Linked DNA regions of Mus musculus: all the other regions are linked to region 1. Evidence: chromatin loops called from intact Hi-C (ENCODE). Cell type or tissue: gastrocnemius. All regions are shown on one strand. Links, peaks and the distances in the headings refer to the core of each region. The heading gives the core; the rest is flanking DNA. Region 1 holds the start of Trib1 (tribbles pseudokinase 1). Region 2 overlaps Nsmce2 (NSE2/MMS21 homolog, SMC5-SMC6 complex SUMO ligase). Region 3 overlaps Nsmce2 (NSE2/MMS21 homolog, SMC5-SMC6 complex SUMO ligase).

Region 1 (5,276 bases), core at 857-4,856:
CTGGTAGTTTCTTTCTTTTCTTTTTTTTTTTCCTTTCCAGCCTTCCTGTTCCCTGGAGTGTAGTATACATGTGCTAACTTCGGTATGTCCTCAGCATGACCTCCCTGTTATGTAAAATACCCATCGGTTCTGTAAACGGAAAATATGACTCAACCCTCGGGTGTCTGCCCCTGATTGGCTCCTGTAGTACTAAAACCCTGCACCTGTGCTGGCTACAGGAATAACGTCAGCCTGCCATTGCTTAACCCTCGGGTTACCAAACCCTATGCCCATGACACTGGCCTGTGCAATGCAGATTTCAAAAGCCGGTGAGGAGGTGTGTAGTGCATGTTTCAAAAATAGGCATCGCCATTATCAAAGAAGCACACACCGGCCAGGAACCGGACACTTCTTCACGGCAAACAGTTTCTCTTTGCTAATCCTGTGTGTTTCGATGGTCAGTGCAAGGTCAGATACAAACACACACTTTGGGGAACCTCTGTAACTGTTTTAGGGGGGCCCTGGTGTTACAGGTAAAAGTGCACAGGTAGGGTAAGTCCTGTGTAACTGTATTCGAGAAAGTAACTCACTCCCACAGGACAATTCTACAGACAGGCAATCTCTATCTTCCCACCACGGACGGAGTCTGGCTGCAGAATGAAGTGTGGTATAGCTCAAGCTGCTTCCTGGGTTCTCTTGGTGCAGCCTCCACTTCAGATCTTACTGTCTCCTTATTTATTCCCTTATCAAGCACATCTTGTCCTTTGTGAGGTAAGCCAGGAACTATATTTAGCAGTGCACGCTAGCCAACTTCCATTTATTATTCAATGTGGTTATTTTCTGAAGATGGAGCTGATGAGATGTCTTTAAAAACTCACCAGAGAATGGGAACCAACTACTGGGAGGGGTGGGGTGCGCCCAGGCTCAAACAGAACGGGAGTTTGGTGTGATAGGGATGGTTGTTATTCTGCCAACACAACAACACAACTAGCTCTGTAAAGTCTTCTAGGTACAGCAGAGGCAGGGCACGGAAGTAAGAATTTGAGCACCTCTTGGAGTCCACTTGTCCTTGACAAGTGGACACCTTTTCCCCAAAAGACTGGCCTTTCTGACAAGAGGAGATAAACCTGAGCCTGAGACAGGGGCAGGAAGGGCATCCTGTCAACAGGTAGCATCAAGAAAAGCACCAACACACCTCTAGGCTTCCCTATGCTGCGTCCAATAGAGCAGAGAATAAACTGGGGTTGGCCATCACTTCCCAGATGCAGGACTTAGTACTAACAGCAGAGAAGACCTGAGCCCTTGGGTTTATCTTGCACCTAAAGGCATGACCTGTGCCTTTGGGGGTTTTGTTTCATTTTGTTTGTTTGTTTCATTGTTTGGGGGGGTGGGGATTGTTGCTGCTGTTGTTCCAAAAGGCCACCAGAAGTGCTGTGTCAGCTGCCTACCTCTCCTCGGTGGAGAAGACGAACTTCCTGAGCTTCAGGTCCCCCAGCACGATGGCCGACTGGTGGCAGTGGGCGACGGCGGAAACAATCTGCTTGAAGAGCCGAGCGGCCTCCTCTTCCCGAAGCCGTTTTCGGCTCCGCACATAGGAGTGCATGTCTCCAAAGTCCTTCTCGAAGAAGACGTAGGCCTTGCTCTCACCAAGGAGCACCTCCACAATGCCAGTGATGTTGCTATGGGACGGCAGCTGGATGTAAGGCCTGATTTTGTCCTGGTAGTGTTTAATGGGGAATTCCTGTGGGGAGAAAAGTGACCTGTTTAAGGAATGAGAAAGACAGAGGGCCCGCCTCCAAGGTCCTATCTGAAGCTGGGCTGGAGTTCTCCATCTTTGGGCTTTCAATGGCAATAAGCCCCATTCATATATTCTTTTCTGGGTAGCCCCTCAGAGCTCCAGCTGTTAGGATACCCTTACAACAAACCAGCTACACTTTGGGATCTGGGCTAGCACACTCCCAGAGCCCACCCCCTACTGTAGGGTGACTAGAAGAACTCCCTTCTGCAAATGCTTTTGTCTTTTAGGGGGCCATCAGCTCCTGGGAGCCAAGCAAGCCCAGCTCCCTGCTGTAGCTCTTCCTAGCAGACAGTAAGTAGCTAGGGGAAGGTACCCCCGGCATCCCTAAGAGTGAAAAATCAACAGCTAAACATGCATGCATCTCCTGCGAACCCAGGAGGCTCAGCAGAGCACAGTCAAAGAATGTGGTGACTTTGCAGCCTCCACGGGAAGCTGAGGCAGCAAACACGCAGAGCTGTCATTAGTCAGAAGGAACTGATGACTTGGAAGGAGAGACTGACAAAGCGGCCTTATGCAGCCTGCCTATGGCTGAGACTCAGGTGGAAGCAGCCTGTAGTTACCTTCTTACAGGAGAGGATAGGCACCTCTATAGGTCTTCTCTTTTTTCCTGTTTGTTTCCTCGACCCCCATCCACCCTGGTTGGCCCCCCTCCCCAGAACGGGTAGCAAATCCTCTAAGAAGCTGGCTGGTCTCTTTAAGGGCCTTTTGTTCAGCCCGGTTACTCATATCCTAGACGCAACTGGAAATGGTGACACACGGGCTGTCACCATCTGGATTCGGCTATTATCTGCTCAGAGGAACTGGAAGGGGTTGCACAATGACCCAGACCAACCCCACCTCTGAGGTGGCTGCTCTAGTACCAACTTGGGAAAAAAATATATATCTGCTGCCTTCTCCTCCCGCCCCATCCGTTTCTCTCCCAAAACTGTTCTCATCCACCAAGAAGAAAGAGTTTCTCTCTGTGCTTGACCACGCATCAGAGATTTCACGAGAGTGGACAGTAGGTGGCAGCAGCAAACGGAGAGGTGGGGCGCTCACGTTGGGGGGGGGGGGGGGCGGAGGGGGGCTTTCAGGTGAGTTGTTGGAAACCCAGATGCCACTTTTAACTGCAGGAGAATGAAAGGAGTCAGTGGGGCTCTCAATGGCCCAGAGATGGGGTGTCCGGCTCACGAAGAGCACACTGCGAAGCAGTCCTGGGCTACGCGCTCTCCCAGACCGGCCATCCTGTATCTAGTTGTACTCCTGTTAATGTTGCAATGAAAATCGCCGGCTCAAACTAAAGCAAGTGGAAGCGAGCCTCTGGAAGTTTTCCAATACTCCGATGCTGGCCAGAAGCCTTCCCACGCTTAAGACCACCCCATCCCAACACTTCCTGGGGTGGGCTGTATGCTGGTCCCAACAGGAGTTCAAGCCCAGAAACCCCTAGGTAAAAAGAAGCCCGACTTGGTCTATACAGAACCCATGCCGCGAGCCTCGCGCAAAGAGCTTGCCAGTTGCTCCAAGTCCCGAGGAGGCACACACTGCAGGGCGTCCTTCCAGGACAGGGGGAGGAGGGGGATGAGAGCAGGGCAATGGCATGGCCCTGGAACCCATTGCAATTCCAAACTTAAATGGAACGCCACGCGCTAGCAATACAGAGCGCCAAAGAAAAGAACAGAGATAAAAGAACTGAACCCTGCACTTCCTCTAGACCGCCTAACCCTCACCAAAAAACACTCCACAGGAAAGCACTCAACCTCCAAAAACACGAAGCTGACCAAAATACCCTCCTTATCCAACTAAACGCCCTTATCTGCTCTGCCAAACCCAAGCGCTGGCGGGACTGTGATCCCGGTGGGCCGGAACCTAGGCACTTCTGTGGACGATCCAGACCCGCAACCTCCGCCCCAGGATGCTTACCTTGCAGCGCAGCTCGCGGCCGGTGTGGATGCACAGTGCCCGGGACACATGCTCGCGCTCAGCTAGGGGTAGCAGCAGGTAGTCGGCGATTCGGCTGGGCCCGGGTGAGCTCACACAGCTGCCGCCGGTCCCCTGCGTGGAGGGCGGAGGCTGAGGGCTGCAGGGCGAGCCAGGGGGACTGAGGTAGTCGGGGGGACTCGAGCACTCAGAGAGGCGCGGACACTTGGCCGCCACTGCCCCCGCGTCGTCCGTGTCCAGCAGGCGTTTGGCCGGGGTTCCCCGGGCAGCCGGAAACAGTAGACCCGGACCGCGGGGCTGCGAGGCGCCGCTCAGGGCAAAACGCACGGGACCGACCCGCATCGCGGCCCTGGCCGGAGCGGCCCCGGCTTTGTAAATCCCTGGATCTGCGCTGTGACTTCTTCCAGTCGGCGGGATGGAGTTTGCAGATAGAGCTTGGATCGGTCCCCAAGAGGAGCCGTTCCAGGACGCTGGCGTTGTCCACCAGAACCACGTTGGCCACGCGTCCAAGGGTGGGAGGCCGGCTAAGGTCTCCAGACCCCCACAGGCACCAGGTCTGGGCGCCTCGTTGGCGGTGGCCGCCGCTATTGTTGCCGAGGCTGTGGATAGTCCGGGACGTGGAGACGGCCCGAGTTCCCGGGTGTTGAGCCTCGAGGACAGGATTCCACAGGCTCCTCGGCTTCTCCGAGCAAACGCACTTCCCAAAGCAATTAGTCTGGCGTAAAAGCCGGTACAACTTTTCCGCGCCGCTCGGAATCCTGCGCGCTCCTGGGCTCCAGGCGTGTGAGCGAGCGAGACGCGCTCCAGGAGAGAGAGAGAGAGTGACCGACTATGAGTGTGTGTGCCGCACTGATCCCGGCCAGTGCACTCCTTCTCCTTTTCCTCCACCTCCTCCGCCTCCCGGTGACTCACGCTGTATACACACACACACTCACAGCCCGGGCTGTGTAAACAGTTGGGAAGCCGGGTTGTGCAATGAGGTGGCTGCGACGACTCCGGCCCCGTCGCCCGGCTTGCAGTCACCGGAGCGGAGGGAGGAGACTAGGGGGGAGGGGAGGTGGAGTTGGAGGCTGGAACTGTAAGGGGTGGCTGGAGGCCTGGGGATGCTCCTGACCGCGCGCGCCGAGGCGCAGGTGGGAACGTCCTGGGACGCCTTGGGCGCGCGCACACGCCCCCCGGGTTGGGCTGGGCAGCAGGCTGCGCGCGCCCCACCGCAGGCCCGCGGGCCCGTAGCCCAGGGAGGGGGCGGAGGCAAAGCTCCCGTGACGTCAGGTTCCCGGGGAAGTGGGCGGGAGGGGCGGGGCAGCAGGGGCGAAACGACCGCTGATTGGTGCGCGCGCATCATTCACACAACACAATGGAGCACCGAGCTCCCGGCGGCCGCGCGCGCACCTCCTGGCTGCGCACCGGCAGCTGGCTGAGACCCAGTGGTCACGCCTTTATCCTAGTGGGTCCCCCCCTCCCCGCCGTTCTGCACTTTGGGGAGCTCCCGGTGGAGCTGTGGGCGCCGTCGAGTCGCGGCTGCAGCCGGAGGAAGGGGCGAGAGGAAAGGTGATGAATTCCATTATCAGTCATTCACCCC
Region 2 (5,276 bases), core at 622-4,621, 130 kb after region 1:
TTAAAATGAGCTTAGCACAACCATTTCTAAATGGTATTTTTTGTCTTAATACTGTGTACAATGAGAGGCAGTATGCAATGTTCACATTGTTAAAAAGAAAATCCTGATTGTTGGAATGGCTGCAGTCAACCCAGCTGTATTGTCTCAAATAAGCAGATGGCACAAAGGCTAATAGAGCGTTCAGTGAAAGAGCACAATAGGGCTAGCAGCTGCTGCAAACACAGGACACCTCCATGACACTAGAACAGCTCTGACAGTCCAGATCCACTTCCCGCATCTAGAAAGGCGGTTGCTGAGGAGGTACTGGGGCTTAGTTCTCTCTCCTCAGAAGCCAAAGGTTTATCAGGAACTCTTACCAAGGGTGGGAAGGGTTAGCGCTTGGCGAGCTTGCAATATCCATGTTCCTGCCTGTGCTACTAATAAGGAAGTGCTGAAAAATCACCATCACCATGTGTTAACTCAGAGCTGGGGGCGGGGGGGGGGGGGTTACACAAACAGTTCTCAGCTATGTGTCCGTCAACAAATCATCAACAACTACTCGATGAGAACAGAAAGGTGGTTTCTGCCCTTGGGGAACTTATTCTGAGATAGGAAATAAGAAGTGACAAACGACTGGGTGTGGTAGCTCATACCTGTAAAACTCATCACTTAGGGGACCGAGCCAGGATTGGCTTGATTTCCAGGCCAGCCTGGGCTACACAGTGAGACTTTCTCAACAAAACCAAACCAAAACAGAGACAAATCACACCAACAAACATGGTCCCTGTTCCAAGATCACTAACTTATGAACGGGGCCCCATGACTGGACTCAGGTTACCAAACCACCCGGCTCCTACGAGGTGACTTTCACAAGGACAAATACTTTCATGGCTGACAAAAGATCACTTTAGTCAAAGAGGGAGAAGTGTTAGAATTGTAGAATGTCCCTAGCCAAGCAAGCTCTCTACTGAAATGGCAGGTGAGCACGGGAAGCAGCCAGAGCTGTGCTCGTGTACACTGATTTCCTGACAAGGTTGGATGACACACTAGACTATTTTTAAAAATTATATGCTAGGATTTCAATCTGACTAGTGATTCAACTCAACTTCAAAAAAGAAGGAAGCTCACAGCAGTCTTTCTGTCTTGCTAAGCTTCTGCTGTTCCTGTCAGTCAGTCAGCGCCCAAATCCCAGACCTTTGCATTTGATGCAAATGTAGGCAGTCCTGACATGACTTACTCCTGGCCAGAGACTGCATTCTCTCTCTTAATAAAATGTGTGTACACAACAGACCTCACTATACATTTATTTCAGAGAAGACCTACGATGGTCCCCGAACGCTTCAGTAATGAGACCTTTCCATAAGAAAGCTACTTTTCTAACATCAGCATGGAGAAAGTTAAGGTTCCTGCGGCCCACCAGCCATGTGCTTGCACAGGGGAAAACCCAAGCCTTGAACTATCTCAGAGCTCCATCTGTTCTAACCGCCTCAAGCTACGGCTCAGCTCCCAGGTGCACCGAACCACATCTATCAAAATATTTACCCCTAAAATAACTTTGTAATAAGAGCGGAATGTCCTTTTTGATGATTTCCTTTGAAAAATACATACGTATTTAACCGGCAACTCCAAACTTTCAGAGAGGGCAGATTCCATGAATCTACGTAATAAAAGCCTCCCTTCACACTGTTATAGTTGCTCTACTATGAAGATTTACAAGCACAGAGCTTTATATGGCTTACATTTCCACATTTGTCTGTTTTGACTCTTGGCCTCCATATGATGGCAAGGATAGAGTGAGCCTTTAACAGAAATGCCACACTAAGGCTACAAGCTGCCAGTGAAAGCTACAAGATCTCTTGGCAATTTTTGGACAGGTTCAGGTGAATTTCAGCATCTGGGACTGGCATGTGTATTACAGATGGAAAAAGCAAAACAATACCCAAAGAAAGAGAAAAGCGGTCCTCCCAATTGAAGCAAAATCATACCAAAATCTACCCACCTCCCAGCCTCGGCCCAGCACTGAGGAAATACCTCTGCCATACTGTCAAAGCATAATCAGTTCCTAAAACAATGGCTCAGCGTTTGAGTCACCCAGAGCGTGAAGGGCAAGTGAAAGGTCAGTTCCGGCATGCTCCCACAAAGCAAACACGGAGCTTGAGCCAGCACCAGCCAGGCCTTGGCATGGCAACCACAGGGCTCGCTCACTTCAGCAACCCATGGGTTCTGCCCTCAGGCTTCTCCAGACCCCCCCCCCCCCCCACACACACACACACACTTCCTCTCCTCCAAAGGAACCAGGGAAAGCTGAGAAGCAAACCTGAGAGGAGGGCCAGGCCTGCTCAGAAGCAGCCCTCCATGCCACTGGAGAACCCAAAGATGGTGCAGTGCCTCCAGAACCAGTGGTCCTAGCTCCCAGAAGCTTCTGGAATTCCTTATGAGTACTTACTAGAACACCTTTCTTTCTCCCCGCCAGTCATTTCACTATAATCAACTAAAATCTGCACATGGTGGACACTGACAATGGATTTTTAAAGATCCCAAGTATGCTTATTATTTTAGATTCTCTGCCACTGACATTATATTTAACATCAAAAGTTGTACTAAAAAGTCAATTAAAATAATTTTCTAGCCAAAAATTTTTCAAAGAATTTTTGCGGATTTTTTGTCTTGGAACTCTTGGTCTTGGAACTCTCGGTGGCTGGCTATTCTTTTAATTTACAGTCTGCAGAGATGTCTTAGTAAGCACATGCGAGTTAAGCACTTAAAGAAGATGACAAAATCTTTGTTTATATGCAAACATATGTATGTATTTATCTGCAAACACACATTTAAACCTGTGATTGCTTTTGAGGTCTTTACAAAGAGGCTTCTCAGTTAGTCACCATATTCGTCATATCTAAGGACTACCAGTGCTTGACTGGAAGAGGCAGACAGGCTACTGGAGAAGGGGAGGCCCTCTGCAGGGAACAACAGAAAGATGCAAGTGAGATCTGAAGAACAGCCTAGTGATGAAGACGTTACCAGACTCATGTCCCAGAGCCTCCAACTCAGCAGACGGGAAATGGTCACTACGCAACAATCCCTTATGTATGTCCAACAAGGGTCACATAAAAGAAGAAACACTTCCACCCACCTGAGGAACTCATAACTTGTCTGAGGTTATAGAGCTAAGACTGGCATATGGAGTGTGAGACAGAAAGTGAAAACTGTCAAAGACCCCACATACCAGAAGCCCTCATGTAAGCAGTGGCAAGGAGGAGGGCGTAATGCACCTGGCACAGGAGCCACGCACAATGTCATTTCTGTAGAGACGCCCATGAGTGAACAGTGCCATGGAAGGCTAGGGGCATACTAAGGCTTTTCAGAAGTGACGGCATCGAGCAGGCTTGTGAAAGACAGGAAGTTCTTCCCCCTACAAGCAGAGTGACTTCTATGAGTTTTCTCTGCACATACGTATCAGGGATGACAGCACTAACTTCACTGGGCTTCTAGGGATGAGAAGAAAATAGACGCTGATGAATATACACAATGAAACCTTAAAAAGGAAATGCGTACATGCACATAGAACAGCAGCAGGGTCCAATCTACTCTCCTTTGTCTTTTGGCTTCTTCTCTGTTCAAATGTTCGTGGGCTTTCCACCATGGCAGACACTGTACCAGGCACTGTGTACATCATCAGGGAAAATACATGAAACATCGTTGTGTGCTCTTATCTAAGTGATATTCTGTAGCCAGAGATAGGAGGACAGCGGAGTGGGCAGAAGATGCAGTGTGACCAAAAGTAAAGCAAGAAGTAGGGCCTCAAAACAACCAGTCCTTTGCTCTGCAGAAGCAAGCGAGAAGGGGACTTGCCATCAGAGGGACTCATGGAAGGCCGCCAGGGAACAGGAAACGGGCTCAGCAACAGTATGGCAGAAGAGAAGATCTGAACGAGTTTAGTTTTGCTCCGCTGGTAAGGGCTCCCTGGAAGACTATAATGAAGCCATGCCTGGCAATGGCAGCTCACAGGGTTGGGAGCTGGGCAGATTAGGTGATCTTTGTCTGAGCAGCCAGTCTGTAGAAGGCTCAATCTGGAAGAGCTTGTGTTTCAGTTAAGAGTCCTGGAGCACTGGAGCAGGACAAAAGACAGGGGCTGGCTGGACCGATGGCACAGTGGGAGGTGAGGTGATCAAAGGAGCACAGAGTGCTGGTGACTGCTCTAGTAAATGGGCCAAGTATGCAGTGTAGGTTGGGCTGAATCACCGAGATGAGCAGCAGAGAACCAATAAATAACAGCTCCTGTCTTCCCTCCTTCCTGAGAGCACTGGAGGTCCATGTACAGAACATTTTGGAGGCCCAGGAAAGGAATGCAAAACTGGAAGAGCCAGGAGGGTGAACACCTACCGTGGCAGATCTTGGACAGTAAAATGAACAATAGAAATGACTAGGATTCAGAGGGTCAGGAGGTCGTGAGGTGAGGCTAGCCCACTGATCTGCTTGGCTATAACCTGGTCACAGCCTATGGACGACTCGGGAGAAGCAGAGAGTAGTATCTCTTTCCTGGAGTTCACAGCCCACAGGCAACAGTGTTTTAACCTTTAACTGTAATATGGTGATAATCGTGGCCAAGAATCAGGCACAGGACAGCCGGGGCATGACGGGGGAGCAGGTGATAATACGAGGGAAAGCAAGAGAAATTTCACAGAAGTTCCATCCAGTAAAGGTTGTATCAAAGGATGTTCAAATTTCCAAACGATGTTACTCTAGGGAGAGAAAGAGCGTGTGGGAGGGAAATGCATGTGGGTCCTTGACACCAGTTATGATGCTCAAAGCATCCAGAATATAGACAGTGATGGGGAAGACAGCAGAAAAGATGAGCCAGGCACCGAGGCTACCTACGGGAATTAATACTGCTTTCATTTTGGACAAATCGTCCTAAAAATCTTCAACAGCAAGAACAGGGACAAGTAAGCTCTTAACAGAGTTCTGCCAATGGTTATGGATGGAGACCTAAGATAGAGTCATCCTAAACAGAAACCAATAGTCTTAATCTCAGAACTGGAAAGGCTCTGTTTTTATGTAAGAAAAACTTTCCTCAACTGAAAATTGGCAGGCAATTGGAAGTTAAATGAGGAAAAAAAAATCATAAAAAACTTGGAAAGTTTTTAAAAGCTAGTTGTGTGTGTGTGTATCACGGAACTGAGCTGACAAGGATTAAAATGAAATACAAGGAACATTTACTGAACTTAAAGTTTTATTTTTACTCTTTTGAAGTGTAGGCATGAGGCCGGGGATGTTGGATTCCCTTGGAGCTGGAG
Region 3 (5,276 bases), core at 529-4,528, 62 kb after region 1:
AGCAAACAAACAAACAAACAAAGCAACATGGCTCCTGCCTCAAGAAACAAACTGTAGACAGGACCTTCCTGTAGACCCTTCAGAAACACTTTGGGGTGCATGATTTGAACTTCAATGAGGTCTTAGGTATTACTGAGGACTCCAGGAGCTGTTTAAAGAGATGGGTTGTATGTATCAGTATTTACCACAGTAGATATTAAGACTGAAGAATTAAAAAAAAACATACTTATTGCTGTATTTAAAGATAATAGCAACACTCCCATTGCATGTCAATATAAATAACATTTATTTATTTATTTTAATGTACACTGGCATTTTGTCTGTATGTACGTTAGTGTGAGGGTGTCAAAAGCCCTGGAACAGGAGTTACAGATAGTTGTGAGCTGCCATGTGGTTGCTGGGAGTTTAACCCAGGTCCTCTGAAAGAGCAGCCAGTGCTCTTAACCACTGAGTCACCTCCCGCTACAATTTTTTTTTTTTTTTTTTTTTTTTTTAATAAAGACAGGATTTCTCTGTGTAACAGCCTTGGCTGTCCTGGAACTCACTTTGTAGACCAGGCTAGCACTGAACTCACAAAGATCCCTCTACCTCTGCTCCTAAGTGCTAAAATTAAAGGTGTGAGCCACCATACCCAGTTCATATAAATAAAAAATTTAAAATTTAAAAGTAATTATATTTCCCAGGACAAACCAGAGAATGGCATCATGTTTTTGGATTTGTAAATATCTTAAATGTTTGGTTTCATAGAAGGCAGCTTCTAGAGACAGCTAGATTTCAGTATCTTTCTGGCATCTAACCCCGTGAAATACCATGTTGGGGAATCTCAAGGACGTGAAAAAGCATGCCATCACATTGCTGCTCTGAAGAGAGCTGACCCAGGGGGGCGGGGGGGGGGCACCTCAGCTCCTAGCCTGCACTGAGAATGATGCACAGTGAGTGTGAGGTTGTGAACACAGAGCCATCTGCTTCCCCTCACTGTGTTACACCTGTCCTTTAGTGAGGAAAACAGGGGACAGGTGAGCTCCTTTCTGAAGACAGGCTACAGGCCGAGTCTCCCTAAGCTGCAAGTCTGAAATCTGTAATACACCAAACCTTACAACATTTTGCATACCGACATGACACCAGACACGGACAATGACACTGTGAGACTTTGCTTCATGGATTAAAATACTATATGACATCAGAGTCTGTTTTAGCTTAGGTGGTTATTTTCTGGTGAGGACATTCATCTATTTAAAATACTGTATAAAGTTGTTGTCTTCAGGCTTTGTGTAGAAACTGTATGGGATATAGTTAAACTTTCTGCTTGGCTTGTATCCTAGCCTCAGGTTATCTCACTATGTATATGCAAATGTTTAAAAATCCCAAACCACAAACACTGTGGTCCCAAGTATCTCAGGTAAGTCATCTTTAGTCTATACTTGTCAACTGTCTGTCAATGGCTTATTCTTTCCTCCTTTTCTCTGTCTTTTTTCTTTTTCCTCTTCCTTCTTTCATGCTGGTAGAATAATATAGACCTAAAACTGCTTTCTTGTCAAGGTGTGGGAAACAAGCCCTTGACAGTCAGAAACTCCAGCAGGGTCAGAGGGGTTTGTAAACTTGTGTGTTACACAACTACTTTGGGCCTCCCTTTAGGGCAGGTGGAGTGTCTGTCTGTTTGTCTGAATGTCTGTCTATCTGTCCTACTAAGGCAGGACAAGGGCATGGAATTTTTGTTCACGGCCATTTGGTTGGAGGCCAGAGATTCTTCCCCAACTGCTCTTTTAGAGGGGCCCCCTTTCTTTATTGGACCCCTTTACTTGTATGGTAATTTCAAGTCCCTAAGCCGACACTCACTCCATGAAGGGAGGATAAAGATGCTGGACTCCCAAGCAGAACTCTGGAAAGCATACACAGCAGGGTAGTGTCTGTGATCTTAGCCCTTTCCAAGGGTGTAGAGAAGCATCAGAGATGCTGGACACCATCAACAGATGTGCATCTCTGTCTCAGAACTGGAACTCTTTCTGAGCGTCAACACAATGACTTCAAAGTTTCTGATTTCAGATGGAGTAGGGATGCCCGGCTGTACTTGTCTGTCCACGTGCTCCCAAATCCCAAACCAGTGGTGCTTCTTCTGGTCTAAGGCACTACAGACCAGCAGCGGGTAATCCTTTATTCTAAGCAAGTCAGCTGTCAACTTAAAAATCAACTCATGTCAAAGGCCTGCAAATAATATTATTTGCTTATCCTTAGTAACCGTTTATTTAGTAATTAACAATATTTCATTTGGAATCGATACACAGGCTGGATCTATTATTTAATGTAATAAATTATGCAAAGATTACTGCTTAGACACTAACAGCCAGTGACAAATCAGTTATTTTCAGCCATTCTATTTTCAAAGCAAAATTGCAGAAAGTTCAAAACACCTGTCAGCAATAAAATGGTGTTTAGCATGTAACAGTCTGTACATGTTTGGTACATGTTTGTTTAGTATGATACTGGGGTGGGCCTTCTGCTCACACTGCTCACACCTACGAAGGTCTGCATGTTTTCTGAGCCCTGGGCTTGGTGTTCACTGTATGAGAGACTCCTTTATCAAGTACTGACTCAGGAAAGTGGGCAGGTAATGTAGAAAGGTACAGGGGCGGCAGGGAGCCCCGCTGCCTCTGGGACCCACGCTGCCTATGGGACCCTCTTTGCAAAGCCTCCTCCTGTGGGCTGGTGACTCCTCTGCCTGATTTCGTGTCTGATAGTCAAAATAAAGTAGCTCCTTGTGAATTTCTTACAGAGTTTATTCTGAACCAATGGCAGATTTCTGACTATAAATATTACAGTGTGGAATTCACCGGAAAATCTGTTAGACGTATTAACAGAGTTCAGCCCACGTGAAAGACTGTGGGTTTGTTGGTCTTTTTCTATTTTTAAATTTCAAAAGGTGGAGGAAGCAAGAAAGCATAACTCAGATGCAATGCCAACCGCTAGGGAGGCCGAGCAGGGAACTAAGAGATGGCAGAGATCACGAACAGGGAGGTAACGAGAGAGAAGGGTGAATGCCAGCCGTGAGTAATAGCCCACAGACCGAGAGAGTCTAAAAGAGGAAAGATTGCAATAGCGACACTTCTCTAAAGAGAGCATTTCCTCACCCTTCACCTGTATTTATAGAAAGTGACATTAATGCTGGGATTCTACAAGGTGCTCACAAAAGGTCGCATCTGGCAATAAATATCACTTCTGGTGGTTTACCTGGTCTCCAGGACAGAACTGCATGGTACGTGTGGTAAAAGGCAGGCGGGAGAGAAAGGCACAGATCTGCCAGAACCACAGACATTTGGAGAGTGGGGTTAGCTGCCAACCAAAGTCTTACTTATCCCAGAACATCAAGAGCCAGACAAAGCATAGCTTGTGCTTAAAACTGTCCAGGGTGCATGTCATTCTACGTTCTCCCGATGCATCCTCTGAGCACTGTGAACAGTGTGCTGCTTCTAGAGTGTTCCATTGCCAGGTGTCTCATTAATACTAATAATAGCTCACTTACTGAAGACTGCTCCAGTGACTTGATATTATTTCATTTAATACTCACATAATACCCACGATGGACTATATTGTTATGTCTAGTATATAGACAAGAATAAGTCTTTAAGTCCCATGATATTTCAAAGGCAACTGTAGAAACTAGACCTTTAATAAAGGAGCAGCTGGATTAAGCCAATGTAATCTTTATTAAAGAATCACAAAATAGTCCTGATTTTGCATATATAAGCAAGCAAATGAGATGTCATGTTTCCCACACTCCTGGGTTCTGCATATATGAATTAAATCAGGCATAGAGATGAAGAATGTTTAGAGAAGCAACTGTGCCTGTCCTGAACATGCACAGAACTTTTCTTCTTGTTACTGATCCCTAAGTAGTGCAGTGCCTCTGAGTATAGCATTTACACCAAATTGGGTATGGTGAGTAAACCCAGAGATGACTTAAAGACTCTAAGAGGGAGTGTGTTCTATGCAAACACTTGCCATTGTGTCTATGGTACTTGAACATTTGTGAAATTTGATATCTCAGGCATCCCAGAGATAACCCCTCACAGATACTGAAGGATGGCTGGATGTCGTTAGAAGCATATGTTAGCTGTTAACGTCTAACCAATGGGCAGGCCTCAGAACCCCAACCCTGCATCTAGATGCCTGGGTTCAGGAAGCAAGCACTGTGTGTGTGGAGGAAGAAAGCCTGCCAAAAACTAAGATTACAGTGGAGGGATGTACAGGGTAGGAGTCAGGTAATCAAATTTGGTTGCTTAATTGATGTCCCCCCACCCTCATCTCTAAGACAGGATCTTATGTCCTGGAGGATGATCTCAAATTTACTATGTAGCTAAGGATGACCCCGAACTTTTTGACTTATTGCCTCTACCTTCTGAGTGAAAGGATTACAGTTATGAATGAAACATGCCTAGTGTATGTGGTACTGGGCTTTCTGCAAGGTAGGCAAGCTAGATCCCTAAACCTTGAATTTTCTCATATATTATTATTATTATTATTATTATTATTAATGTGTGAGTGCATGCCACATGTGTATGTGTGTTCTAAGAGGCGAGAAGAGGACATTAGTTGGAACTGGAGTTATAGGTAGTTGTAAGTCTGCCAAGCTCAGGTCGTCTGGAAAACCAAGAAAAGCTTTGAACCAATGAGCCACCTTCCCAGCGCTTGGGGGTGGGGGATGCATACACATCTCCCTCCTTCCTTGATGCCACAGAATGAGCACCAGAGGAAGCAGGAATGATGCAAGTGTTTGAAGGAGGATTTTCAAAGTTAAATACTTGTGACACACACAATTGAGGACATGACAGGGTGGGCACTGCATAGACCAAGATGTCAGTTTCCACTGTCAAAGCTGAGGCCTTTGGTCTGTCTCACACTTTCCTACCATCTAATTGCTCAAAGCTGAACCCACGTGATTCACTCTGAATACTCTGCCTGGATCTCTAGTGAACCCCAGTTCAAGCCCTGACCACCTTCTGCCTGGACAGCCACAGTTCCTCCTGGCAGGAGGGGAGGGCCGTGCCCCACAGCACCCTTCAACCTCACCGACACCAGTCACCCATCACCTGGTCTCTGTGAGCAAGGCAAATTCCTTCTTGTCTCTGGGTCCCTCCAATAATCTGCTGGGGGGATGTTCTTGCCTTGGCTTGTTCCACTCTTTCTTGTCATTTAAAATGTCATTTTAAATGTCATCTTGCAGAGGCCTTTTCTGATGTACCAAGCTGAAGAAGTCATTGATGCCTAGCACTGTAATGGTG

What was found. A loop is a pair of places that touch in the nucleus more often than their neighbours do. Peaks named below come from ENCODE experiments on the same cell type or tissue, not always from the same donor. Only the 100,000 strongest peaks of a DNase experiment are listed, where the experiment ranks them.
Region 2: it touches region 1 in a loop (2.1-fold over the local background); 12 of 42 quality-filtered maps call a loop at or near these places.
Region 3: a loop joins it to region 1, with 2.3 times the contacts of the local background. A loop is called at or near these places in 9 of 42 quality-filtered maps.

What each region holds. Positions count from the first base shown.
Region 1 is chr15:59,647,923-59,653,198 of GRCm38, reverse strand. Trib1 (tribbles pseudokinase 1) reads right to left here and starts at 4,545. Exons shown (of 3, transcript NM_144549.4): 1 at 3,677-4,545; 2 at 1,428-1,720. The coding sequence starts at 4,036. In gastrocnemius, for the core only: a CTCF peak has its summit at 2,756 (motif pointing right); DNase peaks (open chromatin) are centred at 3,258, 3,771, 3,980, 4,149 and 4 more places; H3K4me3 peaks cover 4,000 bases; H3K27ac peaks cover 4,000 bases.
Region 2 is chr15:59,521,046-59,526,321 of GRCm38, reverse strand. The region is part of intron 4 of Nsmce2 (NSE2/MMS21 homolog, SMC5-SMC6 complex SUMO ligase); the gene reads right to left. Among named protein-coding and RNA genes, the nearest start is that of Gm36677, 95 kb to the left of the region's middle. In gastrocnemius, for the core only: no CTCF peak of the experiment used is centred there; DNase peaks (open chromatin) are centred at 2,152 and 3,878; H3K27ac peaks cover 1,763 bases.
Region 3 is chr15:59,586,048-59,591,323 of GRCm38, reverse strand. All of the region lies in intron 4 of Nsmce2 (NSE2/MMS21 homolog, SMC5-SMC6 complex SUMO ligase), which reads right to left. Among named protein-coding and RNA genes, the nearest start is that of Gm36677, 30 kb to the left of the region's middle. In gastrocnemius, for the core only: a CTCF peak has its summit at 2,936; no DNase peak of the experiment used is centred there; H3K4me3 peaks cover 967 bases; H3K27ac peaks cover 2,161 bases.